Regions from separate parts of the Homo sapiens genome. Here region 2 is linked to region 1. The links are chromatin contacts, found by Hi-C or POLR2A ChIA-PET in ENCODE. All regions are on one chromosome and are shown on one strand. Each heading gives the region's core, a stretch centred on a gene start or an enhancer-like site at or near the end of the contact. The rest is flanking DNA. Distances are from core to core; before and after follow the strand shown.

The links. A loop is a pair of places that touch in the nucleus more often than their neighbours do. ChIA-PET counts read pairs that join two places held with the same protein, here RNA polymerase II (POLR2A). Pooled maps may share reads with other maps.
Region 2: a map of PC-3 shows a loop between it and region 1 (2.8-fold over the local background). The contact joins the enhancer-like site here to the promoter of LINC01144 in region 1. A Hi-C loop is called at or near these places in 5 of 168 maps with a recorded cell type or tissue (Caco-2, HepG2, K562 and 2 more) and 7 of 50 pooled maps. POLR2A ChIA-PET finds 5 or more read pairs at or near these places in 7 of 52 experiments (A673, AG04449, AG04450 and 4 more).

What each region holds. Positions count from the first base shown.
Region 1 is chr1:45,299,459-45,307,389 of GRCh38, reverse strand. It overlaps LINC01144 (long intergenic non-protein coding RNA 1144), which reads right to left and starts at 3,480. Exons shown (of 1, transcript NR_024270.1): 1 at 1,771-3,480. It overlaps LOC105378691 (a long non-coding RNA gene), which reads left to right and starts at 3,644. Exons shown (of 3, transcript XR_947287.4): 1 at 3,644-3,898. RefSeq lists enhancers at 798-977, 3,148-3,387, 3,848-3,907 and silencers at 3,578-3,757, 6,859-7,153.
Region 2 is chr1:45,241,095-45,248,597 of GRCh38, reverse strand. No RefSeq gene overlaps it. Among named protein-coding and RNA genes, the nearest start is that of ZSWIM5, 38 kb to the right of the region's middle. Within about 2 kb of position 1,762, at least 3 of the 41 ENCODE cell types and tissues checked have a DNase peak (open chromatin) inside an H3K27ac peak, as active enhancers do; they include PC-3, where a contact is called at or near this core.

The DNA.
Region 1 (7,931 bases), core at 2,231-4,730:
AAACACTGTGTACACAACACATAAATACACAGACATATTAGGCATGCTTTAGAACTACATTTTACAGATTTATGAAAACCTTTTTTTCCCCTATATTAGACTTTCAGATTCTTGATGACCTATTTCATAACCCTGGGCAGTTTTCAGCTAAATAGCCTTAAATTTGCATATTAAAGGAAACAACTTAGGTGAAAGTCAAATAGCAAAATTTACATTATAAGGTCGGAGAGAAAACGTTTGGTGTGCTAGAGGGAAATTAAAACAGATTTAATTGCCAATTAAGCATAAAATCGTAGAAATTATAAAGGCCTTTTAAATATATATACACACACACATAGACACACACATAAACAAATATCCTATAGCTTTTACTTCAGAACTTTTAGCCATGAGATAAACACAAATTCACCACCCTGCAAAAAGAACTTGTTGGATGCAGTGGTTTTTATCTTAATAGAAAAATAACAGCAGATTTAGAGCAGGCAGAAAAGAAAAAAATCGAGAAAAAGAGCACTTAGGAACTCTATAATTTGCAGGTCGATCTTAGGGCTCTTTTTCCTTAATGTAAATGTGCACAAAGACCATATTATTTCCATTTTACATAAACTTTGGCAAGTAGATGTGCCATACAACCTATGGAGTGCTGGAAAGGGGGTCATTCTCTTTGTTTCCTCCTCATTCTTATATTGTTTCCCAATTTTTTTTTCTCTCTTAATAGGAGGAACTGAGCTGTGGCCCAGGTTTTTTGATTGCTATGTGCTGCTTGTGGGCAGGATGCTACAGTGTGTCATCGCTGAGTCGTTTCCACCCTCTTACATGTCTCAGTTTCTCTCTCCAGAGGTTTATGACCCCAGAAAAGGCTCAAAAGGCTGGGCGATCAGCCCTTATATGCGTTTCCTGGATGAGCCATTTTTAAAATTAATTTTTGTTGGGGATTTCCCTCCAGGGCCGCTGCACGTCGCAAGGGGTTAACCCCCCCAGAGACTCCCATGAGGCCCCCAGTCACCTAGGGGCGCTTTCAGCTGGGAGGAGTAAATGCCTTTTCTCTTCAGAGCTGAGAAAACTGTCATTAACGTATGAAAACAACAGTTCACTTCTTCACGCAAATGCACACAGACAAACCGAATTAAGTTTAAATTTGGGAGAAAAAGCAATAGAGAAGACCCTTTAGAATGCATCTCTGAACAAGAATTAGGATCCTTAAACAACAACTTCAGACTGGAACAAAGCAACAACAACAAAAAAACCAACAATATGATCACTGAGCGCTCTAATGGTAAGGAGAAATTAAGACCAGCTGGTTGTTAATCTTAACTTTATCCAAGACAAACCCCAATTCAGTTACCTATCTAGGGATGGGTCTCAGGCCGAAGGCTGCTTTCTACCATCCTAGAAGCAGGAAAAAAACAAAAAACAAACTCATCTTCCCTGTTAGAAGTGAGCTCAGACTCCATAGGAGTTACCTGCATTCCATTGTCATGGAAGCAGGAGAAAAGTTGCCTTCCTTGTGTTGGAAGCAAGTAAAACTCTAGAAAAAGAGGAGTTGTACAGCAAAATAAACTTTAGATCTTGACTAAATTTTGGGAGATCAGGGATTCTCTGGACGGGGTACTCTCAGACCTCAGCAAATTGTCCTATTGGTTTGAGCCATAAAGTTAGCTCATGCTGGTACCATGCACCAATGGGAGATTTGTCAAAAGTCAGGGGCATCTCCACTCAGAATCCCTCAATGATTACCAAAATGTGAACCCTGAAAATTTGAGACAGGTCTCAGTTAATTCAGAAACTTTATTTTGCCAAGGTTGAAGATGCGTGCCCGTGACACAGCCTCAGGGAGTCCTGGCGACATGTGCCCAAGGTGGTCAGGGCACAGTTTGTTTTCATACATTTTAAGGAGACATGAGACATCAATCGATATATGTAAGAAGTACGTTGGTTCCGTCCAGAAAGGCGGGGACAACTCGAAGTGGGGAGGGGGCTTCCAGGTCGCAGGTAGCTGAGAGACAAATGGTTGCATTATTTTGTTTCTGACAAGCCTCTCCAAAGGAGGCAATCAGGTATGTGTCTATCTCAGCGAGCAGAGGAGTGACTGAATAAAATGGGAGGCAGGTTTGCCCTGAGTAGTTCCCAGCTTGACTTTTCCCTTCAGCTTAGTGATTTGTGGGGCCCCAAGATTTCCCACAAGTGAAAGGAAAATATCTCAATCCCCCGCCCCAAATCACCAAGCTCAAAGGAAAATTCAGGTTGGGAACTGCTCAGGCCACACCTGCCTCCCATTCTATTCAGTCACCCCTCTGCTCATGATGAACAGGATGCTGCTGAACCCTGGGGTCGCTGGGGCCTTAAATGACTTTGATGATGAGAGACTGGGCATGGAGAGCTAGAGGCCCTCATCTCCCTTCCCCAGCGAGTCGGAAGCGTCCCCATTACTAGTTCCTAGAATATGCTGAGATGTCTCAGGTTGCGGTGTGCAGCTGGGAGTTGCAGCCTGGCAGGAGGCCCAGGTTTTAGCCTGTGAACCGGGGCCCTGCTATGTAGGCCAGGGTGGCTCTGACCTGGCACTCTGTGGGGCCAGGGCAGACATAGCAGCAAAGGCCATGGGGTCACAAAGAGAGAGACTGCAGAAGGATCAGGAGTAACAGGCATAATGGGGCTATTCTTCCCTAGGCCTGAACACTGGGAAGGCACTGGCAGGGCCCCGGTTTTGATGGTGGATTCTTGGAGTAGGGGCCTTGGTAATAGGGCTCTGAGTGCTGGGGCAGAATGGGCTATCTTGACCCTTCATAGTCAGGGTCCCAAGTGGGCAATCCTGGAGCCTCCAGGTCTTTGGTCCAGCGGCGGGGTTTTCCACTCAAGGGCCACAGGTACAGACAAGCAGAGCAGAAACAGCCCCCCCGGCCTTTCACTTCCCACCTGCTCCCGAGGGAGAGAGTAAGGTTTCTGGGGGTAAGTGGGGGCTATCTGAAAGAAAAGGGTGATTTTGGCTGGGGCTCGGTGCCCTACAAGAGCCCTTGCTTGACTTTGACGCAAGGCACAGACTGGGCTCTGAAGGGGCAGGCTGGGGGGTAGACGTCGTCATGGATGTTGGATCTCCCTTCCGGCCATGGCCCAAGTACGACCCCTGTTCCCTTAAAGTCAGGACCTCGCAGAACTTTCGCAAGATGGGTCCTCGGAGTCTGCCCGCGATTGCGCTCCCAAGGGGTGCCGCTGCCGAGGGTAGGCGCGCCAGTCGAGATCAAAGCGGATGGGATGACGCCACTGGAGGGCGCGCGGGGCCGCGGGGCAGGGTGGTGCTCCTGCTGCAGGTTTCAGGCCTCTTCTGCCTTCTACAGCCGCCAGGTCAGCAGAGGCGGAGGCCCGGGCTGTGGATGGCCGAGGAGCCGAACTCGTGAAGCCACGTTCCTCCTGCAGCTCTTAACCCAGGCGCGGCGGCTCGCCGGGCCGCTCCCCTTACTCCGAAACCGTGAGCCTCAGCCCTTCCCTCTCTCCCCAATCCCAGGGGGCGCCGGCGGACACCCCAGAAACCCACGCGCTCTCGTTCCTGGTCCCGCCCCCTCTACGTTCCCTCCCCCTCTACGTTCCCTCCCCTTTTCCTTCCAGAGGCGGCGGCCCCGGAAGCTCCCGCCATTCTGGACCCGCCCCCTCCAAGCTCCCGCCCCTTTCCCTTCCTGTGGAGGCGGCCTCGGAAGCTCCCGTCTTTCTGGACCCGCCCCTTCCCCACCCTGCTCCGCCCTCGGCCCCGGCCCCCGCTCCGAGCTCCCTTAGCTCTAAGCGGTTCCGGAAGCTCCCGCCTTTCTGGACACGCCCCTGCCTCCCCCACAGGATTCCGACTCTCTCCCGGCTCGTCGAGGGCTTGACATTTTACCGGGGGGTGGCCCAGAAAAACCTCGTAGAGATGGTGACTTTAAAAAATTCTTTTTCGGCTAGGTGCGGTGACTCACGCCTGTAATCCCAGCGCTTTGGGAGGCCGAGGCGGGCGGATCACTTGAAATCACGAGTTCGAGATCCGCCTGGCCAACATGGTGAAACCCCGTCTCTACAAAAATACAAAAATTAGCCGGGCGTAGTGGCGCAGGCCTGTGGTCCCAGCTACTCGGGAGGTTGAGGTGGGAGGATCGCCCGAGCTGGGGGAGGTTAAGGCTGCAGTGAGCTGTGATCGCGCCACTGCACTCCAGCCTGGACGACAGGGCAAGATTGTGCCTTAAAAATAAAAACTTGTTTTGGTAAAATACACATAATATTTACCATATGTACTTTTTTTTTTTTTTTAAATGGAGTCTGGTTCTGTTGCCCAGACTGGAGTGCAGTGGCACACCACTGGGTTCAAGCGATTCTCGTGTCTCAGCCACCCATGTAGCTGGGATTACAGGCATGCGCCACCACGCTGGGCTAATTTTTGTCTTTTTAGTAGAGATGGGGGTTTCTGCCATGTTGGCCAGGCTGGTCTGGAACTCGTGGCCTCAGGTGATCTGCCTGCCTTGGCCTCCCAAAGTGCTGGGATTACAGGCTGAGCCACCGTGCCCGGCCCTACCATGATTTTTTTTTTTTTTAAACAGAAGTCTTGCTCTGTCGCCCAGGCAATGGCACGATCTCGGCTAATTGCATCCTCCGCCTCCGGGGTTCAAGTGATTCTCCTGCCTCAGCTTCCAGAATAGCTGGGATTACAGGCACCTGCACCATGCCCAGTTAATTTTTGTATTTTTGGTAGAGAGGGAGTTTCGCCATGTTGGCCAGGCTGGTCTCGAACACTTGACCTCAGGTGATCACCTGCCTTGGCCTCCCAGAGTGCTGGGATTACAGGTGTCAGCCACTGCGCCCAGCCTACCATGGTATTTTTAATGGCCACGTAATACCCTGTGTGTGTTATATTGTGTGGATGTGTTATATTAATTTAACCAGCCCCCTATTGATTAACATTGTAGCTGTTTATAAAATGGTGTAGTAAACATCCTTTCTGTAGGTCTTTGTGCACATATGGAGTATATTTGTAGGCTGATTTCTTGGAAGTAGAATTGTTGGGGTAAAAGCTATGTGTGTGTTTAATTTATGATTTTACCTATTTACCCTCCCACTAGTGACTTGTTTAGCTACATTTATTCAAATTGTCTGCACTCGCTTTCTCCACAACCTTACCTCCTACTCACTCCACAACTCATTCTAATTTGGCTTCTCTCTATCACTGCACCTTCAAAGGCTCTAAGGTCACCAATGATCTTCATGTTGTCCTATGGACAATCTTCAGATCTCATTTCACTGCTTCTCTAAAAGACTTCATACAGTTGACCATTCTCTCCTTTGTGAAACATTCTTCTCCCAGCTTTCATAGTGCCACATTCGCCTGGTTTTGCTCTAGCCATGTTGTCTTTCCTCTGCCCACTCTGAAATGTTGGTGCTGCTCAGAGCTTTGGTTACCATCTACATGCAGTTGATCCACACAGTGAAGTCTCCCTTCCTAACCTTTATTCAACTGCTTATTTGTCATCTTGAGTTGAATGTCCCACAGGGACCTCAAATCAATCATACCCAACATTATCCTCCCCCTTCTCATGCTCCCATCTCAGTAGCTGTTCCACTGCTCTCCTAGCCAGAAACCTACAGGTCTGGTTACTTGAATGTCCCTATTCCTCAATGCGCACCTCTAGTCAATCACCATGGCCCTGCCCATTCTATTTCCATAATCCTTTTCCCTTTTTTTTTTCTTTTGAGACAGGTTCTCGCTCTGTTGCCCAGGCTGGAGTGTAGTGGTGCAATCATGCCTCACTGTAACCTCAACCTCTCCAGCTCCTCCTGCCTTAGCCTCCCGAGAAGCTGGGAAGCTGGGACCACAGACACACCACCATGCCTGGCTAATTTTCCTTTTTTTTTTTTTTTTTTTTTTGAGACGGAATCTCGCTCTGTCACCCAGGCTGGAGTGCAGTGGCGTGGTCTCAGCTCGCTGCAAGCTCCGCCTCCTGGGTTCATGCCATTCTCCTGCCTCAGCCTCCTGAGTAGCTGGGACTACGGGCGCCTGCCACCACGCCTGGCTAATTTTTTGTATTTGTAGTAGAGATGGGGTTTCACCGTGTTAGCCGGGATGGTCTCAATCTCCTGACCTTGTGATCCGCCCACCTCGGCCTCCCAAAGTGCTGGGATTACAGGCGTGAGCCGCTGCGCCCGGCCAATTTTCCATTATTTCTTACCAACGGTCACCTTTCTTTTCCTCCCTTTGTCCCCACCACCTTCTGTACCACCTGGACACTGCAATGATATTCTAATTCTAATTGCCTCCCTGGCTTTAGGCTTGCTACTCTTTTTTTTTTTTTTTTTTTTTTTTTGAGGCAGGGTCTCACTTTGTACCCCAGGCTGGAGTGCCCTGGCGTGATCTCAGTTCGTTGTGGCCTTGACCCCCTGGGTTGAAGTGGTAGGCTTGCTACTCTTTAAACCAGCTTCCACCCTGTAGCCAGAGTTAACTTTGAGAAATGCAGATCTAATTATGTTACTATCCTGCTTTTTAAAACCTTTCAATAAGTTCTGATTGCTCCTAGGGTAAAGACAGAAACTTTTTCCATGGTTGATTAGGCTCAGACAAACTCTCCAGCTTTTTTTGGTTACCGCTGTCCCCTTCTCCATGCCATAATTTGTTTCTTGAAGGTTTTCTGTTCCTTCGCACTCAGGGCTTTTTTCTTTGCTGTTTTCTCCATCCTGGAATGCTCTTTCTTTCCCTCTCACCTTAACCTGGCTAACACTTTTTCAATCACCAAGCCTCAGCATAAATTTCACTTGCTTGCGGATGCCTTCCAAGACCCCTGAGACTTATGCCCAGTGTTGAGAGCACAATAAATATATGAATATGTTTATTCACATTACATATATGAATATATGAACCACAATAAATGTATGAACGAACCACTTACGGGCCAAGTGGGTGATTCTTAGGCTGCAGTTTTTTCATATGACCTGTAGATGTCATCATTGGCCTCAGCTTAACTCAGTCTAGGCTGAGTGGTCCCCAGCCTGGTGTGTTCATCCAGCAAGTTGGAAAGGTTGTCGAAAAGCCCAGCTTCTTCCCACAAGGTCTGATACCTTTCCATCTGTCCTGGCCAGCTGCCTTGATAGGGTGACCAACCATCCCAGTTTTCCCAGGACTGAACTTTCAGTGTTCCAAGGACAAGGAATTTTCAGTGCTAAAGCTGGGATAATCCCAGGCAGGTGGGAGAGTTGGTCACCCAACCACAGTCAGAAGAGCCAAAACTCCCATATCTGACCTGGAGCAAGGTCTATGCCCAGCAAGAGGGCTTAGCTTCAACCCAGCCAAGCCCCTCACAGCAACATCTGTGGTGGGCAGACCCTGCATGCAGCCTGGTGATTGTAAGAATTAAGAGAGAAACAGTATTTACACTGTAAATAAATATAAAGAGACTCACCTTTGCCAGGCAATCGCTACCATTTAGTGAGTGCCACTGGGTATAACACACTTACACATATTGTTTCTAATCCTTATAGAAATCCTAAGAGTACAGTTTACTCCCTTTTTGGAAATGAGAAAACTGAGACTCAGAGATTAAGTAACCAGCCCAAGTCACACAGGTGTTAAGTGGTGAAATTCAAACCCATGTCTGTTCAACCACAGAGCTCCTGTGATTTTCCCTGAACCTGCAGCCTGGCCATTTTTCTGCTGCTCTAATCTTCATTTGGGAACCCAGGGATATGAATGGGAAGCAAGAGGCAGGTGTGGGTGGAAGGGGTTGAGGAAGGGGGCCTGTGATCAGGGCTTGGGGAAGGGGATGGGCACATGGCATTGACAGCTTGCTTGTCCTTTCATGAGTGGGCTCTGCCACCTTGAGCTAAATGTGGACATAGCCTGGGGACATCCAGGGAGGCTCCTTCATGGGCCCTTATTCTGACACCAAGTTGGGTTCTAATTGAGGAGCCAGGGCTATGTTTCCCAGAGT
Region 2 (7,503 bases), core at 513-3,012, 57 kb after region 1:
TAGACCCCTGAAAACTTCACTGATGTAAGTCTTTGTCTTTTATTTTTTTTCCAAGGCAGAAGAATTTTTCTTAGTACAGAACAAAATGGAGTCTCCCATGTCTACTTCTTTCCACACAGACACAGTAACAATCCGATCTCTCTTTCTTTTCCCCACATTTCCCCCTTTTCTATTTGACAAAACTGCCATCGTCATCATGGCCCCTTCTCAATGAGCTGTTGGGTACACCTCCCAGATGGGGTGGCGGCCGGGCAGAGGGGCTCCTCACTTCCCAGACGGGGCGGCTGGGCAGAGGCACCCCCCACCTCCTGGACGGGGCGGCTGCTGGGCAGAGACGCTCCTCACTTCCCAGACGGGGCGGCCGCCGGGCGGAGGGGCTCCTCACTTCTCAGATGGGGCGGCCGGGCAGAGACGCTCCTCACCTCCCAGACGGGGTGGCGGTCGGGCAGAGACGCTCCTCAGTTCCCAGACGAGGTCGCGGCCGGGCAGACGTGCTGCTCACATCCCAGATGGGGCGGCGGGGCAGAGGTGCTCCCCACATCTCAGACGATGGGCGGCCGGGCAGAGACGCTCCTCACTTCCTAGATGGGATGGCGGCCGGGAAGAGGCGCTCTTCACTTCCCAGACTGGGCAGCCGGGCAGAGGGGCTCCTCACATCACAGATGATGGGCGGCCAGGCAGAGACGCTCCTCACTTCCCAGACGGGGTGGCGGCCCGGCAGAGGCTGCAATCTCGGCACTTTGGGAGGCCAAGGCAGTCAGCTGGGAGGTGGAGGTTGTAGCGAGCCGAGATCACGCCACTGCACTCCAGCCTGGGCAACATTGAGCACTGAGTGAGCGAGACTCCGTCTGCAATCCCGGCACCTTGGGAGGCCGAGGCTGGCAGATCACTCGAGGTCAGGAGCTGGAGACCAGCCCGGCCAACACGGCGAAACCCCGTCTCCACCAAAAAAATACGAAAACCAGTCAGGCGTGGCGGTGCGCGTCTGCAATCCCAGGCACTCGGCAGGCTGAGGCAGGAGAATCAGGCAGGGAGGTTGCAGTGAGCCGAGATGGTGGCAATACAGTCCAGCCTCGGCTAGGCATCAAAGGGAGACCGTGGAAAGGGGAGATGAGGGAGAGGGAGACCGTAGAAAGGAAAGAGGTAGAGGTAGAGGTAGAGGTAGGGGTAGGGGTAGGGGTAGGGGTAGGGGTAGGGGTAGAGGTAGAGGTCTTTGTCTTAATCTGTTTAGCTACTGTAACAAAATATCATACCATAGAATGGGTACCTTATATGAAGATATTGGATATTCCTTATATAAAGAAGTAAATATAGATATTTACTTCTCACAGTTCTAGAGGCTGAGAAGTCCAAAATCAAGGCGTTGGCAGATTTGGTGTTTGGTAGGGGCTTGGTTCCTGGTTCATAAATGGTATCTTTAAGCTGTATCCCCATCCCCATATGATGGAAAGAGCTAGCTAGCTCTCTGGGGCTTCTTTTATAAAGGCACTGATCCCATTCGTGAGGGCAGAGCCCTCATGTCCTAGTCACTTCTTAAAGGCCTCACTTCCTAATACCATGACCTTGGTGATTCATTTTCAACATAAGAATTTGGCGGGGGAACACAGACATTCAGAACATAGCAATTTCCTGAACTTTTATGATGTTTATTTTCCACTCCAGGCTATGCATGTGTCTTACAAAAGCATCTAGTCAGGGTATTTGTTATGTGACTTCCTGTTCATTGTACAGTCAGCAAAATGTCAACTACTTACAGAAGTTGGTTAGGTGTTATGGAAAGGTGATACAATCAAAGTCTCTACAATCTAGATTATGACAGAGTTGGAGAGTAAACACAGACTTGAGGCAAGATAGTGAAGTCCGTTTTCACACTGCTGATAAAGACATACCTGAGACTGGGTAATTTATAAAGAAAAATAGGTTTAATGGACTCACAGTGCCACATGGCTGGGGAGGCCTCACAATCATGGCAGAAGGCAGAAGGCAAAAGGCATGTCTTACATGGCAGCAGGCAAAGAGAGAATGAGAGCCAAACGAAAGGGGGAAACCCCTTATAAAATCATCCAATCTTGTGAGACTTATTCACTACCACGAGAACAGTATGGAGGAAACTGCCTCCATGATTCAATTATCTCCCACCAGCTCCCTCCCACAACATGTGGGAATTATGGGAGCTACAATTCAAAATGAGATTTGAGTGGAACACAGCCAAACAATATCACCCACTGGCATTCCTGACTTGCAGAGAATGGCCAATACAGAGCCTTTCAAGGATGGTAGTTCTCCTCTCACCAATGCACTTCTCAAAGCTTGGGTTAAAGGAGTCTCTTATATTTTTTGGAGACTACTGTAAGTAATCATTCTGCCATCTTAAAATCAGAAGTCCTAAGCCTTTCCCTTTTCAAACCACTTAATTTGTCTTTCATTTCTATCATTCCAATGCTCTTATTATCAGTAACCTCTCGTTACTAAATCCAAGGGACGCTTCAGCCTTTAGCAGCATTTAACAATTTCTATTCTTGGCTTTCATGTTGTCATTCTCTTTTGGAGTTTATTACATATCTCTGCTTCTTCCTCATCTAATGGCTGGCTCTTCCTCCACTATTCATCCTCCAGTGTTAGGGTGTTTTAGGGCTATTTCTTCAGCTCTTTTCTTTTCTTGCCACACTAACTTCTCTCCTTAGATGATTTCATTCATTGTCATCATTTCGGTTACCATCTATATGTCAGTTGTGCTCAACTTTATCTCCAGGCCAGAATTTTCTCTCCAACAGTAGACATAGAAAACTGACATTATTATCTCTGCCCACTCCCATCTTCATCTCCATTGTTCTCCATTTTACAAAATGGTTCCACCATCCAGTAATTGCTGAATCAAAGGGGTTTATTCATGAGTCCTCAAATTTCTTCACTCTCACATCAGTCCCAACACCAAAGTCTATTGACTCTGTCTCTAAATACATACATATATATATGTATATAAATTTTTAAATAGAGATGGAATCTTGCTATGTTGCCCAGGCCTGTCTTGAACTGATGGCCTCAAGCAACCCTCACACTTTGGTCTCCCAAAGTTTTGGGATTACAGGTATGGGCCACTGCGCCCAGCCTAAATACATTTCTGATACATCAATTTTTTCTCTACCTGTATGTCTACACACTAGTATTTAGTTGCCATGTCTTCCTGGTTTCTCTAGTCTGTAATAGTTTCTCAGTCCTCCCTTGTTTTTCATGACCTTGATTTTCTTGAAGAGTACTGGCTAGGTAGTTCATAGAATGCTCCTCAATCTGAGTTTGTACTATGTTTTCTCATGATTACACTGGACTTTTAGGTTTTTGGAAAGAGTATCACAGAGGTGAAGTGCCCTTCTCATTAGATCCTATCAACAATGAGTGATACCCACATGATATCACTAATGACGTTAACTTTCATCACTTGGTTAAAGTGGTATCTGCTAGCTTTCCATGCAGTAAAGTTACTATTTCTCCCTTTCCCTGCTTTATCCTTTTATAGAGAGTTACTCTGCATAGCTCATCTTTAGAAGGGAGAGGGTAGAAATTAAGCTCCAACTCCTCAAATTGAGAATATCTATATGTATTATTTATAACTCTTCTGAAAGAAGATAAACCACTGGGTTTTTTTGGTGTTTTTAAAATTAATATATAATATTTGTACATATTTATGGGGTACATGTGATACTTTGACACATGCATAAGAATGTGTAATAATCAAGTCAGCATATTTAGGCTATCATCACCTTGAGCATGTATCATTTATTTGCATTGGGAACATTTCAAATCCTCTCTTCTAGCTGATTTGAAATATACAATACATTATTAACCATAGTCATCCTACTCTGCTATTGAACATTATAACTTTTTCTTTCTGCCTAACTATATGTTTATACCTATTAACCCACCTCTTTTCATCTCCCTTGCTTCACACACTCTTCCCAGTCTCTGGTAACTCTCATTCTACTTTACCTCCATGAGATCAACTTTTTTAGATTCCACATATGAGTGAAAACATGCAATATTTATCTTTCTGTGTCTGGCTTATTTCATTTAACATAATGACTCCAAGTTCCATCCATGTTGCTAAAAATAACATGATTTTATTCTTTTTAAGGCTAAATAGTATTCCATTGTGGATAATACTACATTTTCTTTATCCATTCATCCATTGATGGACACTTAGGTTGATCCCATATTTTTGCTATCGTGGATAGTGCTGCAGTGAACATGGGAGCTCAGGTATCCCTTTGATATACTGATTTCTTTTCCTTTGGATAAATACTCATTAGTGTGATTTCTGAATCATATGGTAGTTCTATTTTTAGGGTTTTGGTTTTTGTTGTTGTTGTTGTTGTTGTTTTTTAAGAGATAGAATCTCGCTCTGTTATCCAGGCTGGAATGCAGTGGCACAATCATGGCTCATTGTAATGTCAAACTCTGGGCTCAAGCCATCCTCCTGCCGCAGCCTCCTGAGTCACTGGGATTACAGATGTGAGCCACCATTCCCAGTCCTGTTTTTAGTTTTTTGAGAAATCTTCATACTGTTTTCCATAATGGCTGTACTGTTTTACATTTCCATCAACAGTGTATAAGAGTTCCCTTTTCTCTGTATCCTTGACAGCATCTGTTATTTTTTCTTTTTAATAATAACCATTCTAAGTGGGGTAAGATGATATCTCACTGTGGTTTTGATTTGCATTTCCCTGATGATTAGCAATGTTGAGCATTTTTTCATATGCCTGTTGGTCATTTTATGTTTTCTTTTAAGAAATGTCTGTTTAGATCCTTTGCTCACTTTTTAATGGGATTATTTGTTTTTTGCTGTTGAGTTGTTTCAATTCCTTGTATATTCTAGATATTAGTCCCTTAGCAAACGAATAGTTTGCAGATATATTTCTCCCATTCAACAAGTTGTCTCTTCACTCTGTTGATTGTTTCCTTTGCTGTACAGAAGCTTTTTAGTTCAATATAGTCCTATTTGTCTATTTCTGTTCTTATTATCTGTACTTCTGAGGTCTTAGCTATAAAATCTTTGTCTAAACCAACATTCTGAAGTGTTTCTCCTATATTTTATTCTAGTAGTTTTCTAGTTTCAGGTCTCTGTTTAAGCCTTTAATCCATTTTGAGTTGATTTTTGTATATGGTAAGACAGAGGGGTCCAGTTTCATTTTTCCCAGCACCATTTATTGAAAAGGGTGTCCTTTTCCCCAATGTATATTCTTGGCACCTTTTCAAAAATCAATTGGCTGCAAACATATGCATTTATTTCTGGGTTCTCTATTCTGTTTCATTTGTCTATATGTCTGCTTTTTTGTTTTGTTTTGTTTTGTTTTGTTTTGTTTTTAACAAGGTCTTGCGCTATTGCACAGGCTGGAGAGCAGTGGCATGATCTTGGATCACTGCAACCTCTGCCTCCCAAGCTCAAGTCATCCTCCCACCTCAGCCTCCCAAACAGCTGGGACTACAGGTACTAAACACTAAGTCTGGCTAATTTTTGTATTATTTGTAGAGACAGGATTTTGCCACATTGCCCAGGCTGGTCTTGAACTCCTGAGCTCAAGCGATCTACCCACCTCAGCCTCCCAGAGTGCTGGGATTATAGGCATGAGTATATGTCTGTTTTTATACCAATGCCATGCTGTTTTGGTTACTATAACCTTGTAATATATTTTGAAGTCAGATAGCATGGTGCCTCCAGTTTTGTTCTTTTTGCTCAGGATTGGTTTGGCTATTTGGGCTCTTTTTTGGTTCCATATGAATTTTGTGCCCAGAGATTTTGTTAACACTGTCCAAACACTACAGAATAAATAAATTCAACTAACAGAAGTAACCTTAGGAATGCAGAAAATATAAAACCTTACAATTTTAACTCCTCACCTTGTATGTGGACATTAGCCAAGGGCCTTTTGTTGTTGATATGGTTTGGCTGTGTCCCTACCCAAATCTCATCTTGAATTGTAACTCCCACAATTCCCACATGTCATGGGAGGAACCTGGTGGGAGGTGATTGAATTATGGGGGCGGGTCTTTCCTGTGCTGTTCTCATGATAGTGAATGAGTCTCATGAGATCTGATGGTTTTAAAAATGGGGGTTTCCCTGCAAAAGTTTTCTCTCTTGCCACTGCCATGTAAGAAGTGCCTTTTGTCTTCTGCCATGATTGTGAGGCCTCCCTAGCCATGTGGAACTATAAGTCCATTAAACTTCTTTCTTTTGTAAATTGCCCAGTCTCAGGTATGTCTTTGTCAGCAGCATGAAAATGGACTAATACACTACTTTGGTACCAGTAGAGTGGGGCATTGCTGACAAGATACCCAAAGATGTGGAAGCAACTTTGGAACTAGGTAACAGGCAGAGGGTGGAACAGTTTGGAGGGCTCAAAAGGTGACAGTAAAATGTGGGAAGGTTTGGAACTTCCTACAGACTTGTTGAATGGCTTTGACAAAAATGCTGATAGTGATATGAGCAGTAAGGTTCAGGCTGAGGTGGTCTCGGATGGAGATGAGGAACTCACTGGAAACTGGAGCAGAGATGACTTTTATGTTTTAGCAAAGAGATTGGCAGCATTTTGCCCCTGCCCTAGAGATTTATGGAACTTTGAACTTGAGAGCGATGATTTAGGGTATCTGGAGGAAGAAATTTCTAAGTAGCAAAGCATTCAAGAGATGACTTGGGTGCTGTGAAAGGCATTGAGTTTTAGAAGGGAAGCAGAGCATAAAAGTTTGGGAAATTTGCAGCCTGACACTAAGATAAAAAAGAAAATCCCATTTTCTGAGGAGAAATTCAAGCAGCTGCAGAAATTTGCATAAGTAATGAGGAGCCAAACGTTAATCCCCAAGACAATGTAGAAAATGTCTCCAGGGCATGTCAGAGATAGTTACAATAGCCCCTCCCATCACAGGCCAGGAGGCCTAGGAGGAAAAAAAATGGTTTTGTCGGTTGGGCCCTTGGTCCCTGTGCTGTGTGCAGTCTAGGGACTTGGTGCCCTGTGTCCCAGCTGCTCCAGCCATGACTAAAAAGGGCCAAGGTACAGATCAGGCTGTGGCTTCAGAGGGTCTAAGCCTCAATCTTTTGAGCCTGCAAGTGCACAGAATTCAAGAATTGAGGTTTGGGAACCTCCACCTAGGTTTCAGAGGATGTATGGAAACACCTGGATGTCCAGGCAGAAGTTTGCTGCAGGGGTGGGGCTCTCATGGAGAACCTCTACTAAGGCAGTACAGAAGGGAAATGTGGGGTTGGAGCCCCCACACAGAATCTCTACTGGGGCACTGCCTAATGGAGCTGTGAGAAGAGGGCCACCATCTTCCAGACCCCAGAAAGATAGATCCGCTGACACTTGTGCCATGCACCTGGAAAAGCCACAGATACTCAATGCCAGCCCATGAAAGCAGCTGGGAGGGAGGCTATACCCTGCAAAGCCACAGGGGTGAAGCTGCCCAAGACCATGGGAACCCACCTCTTGCATCAACATGACCTGGATGAGAGACATG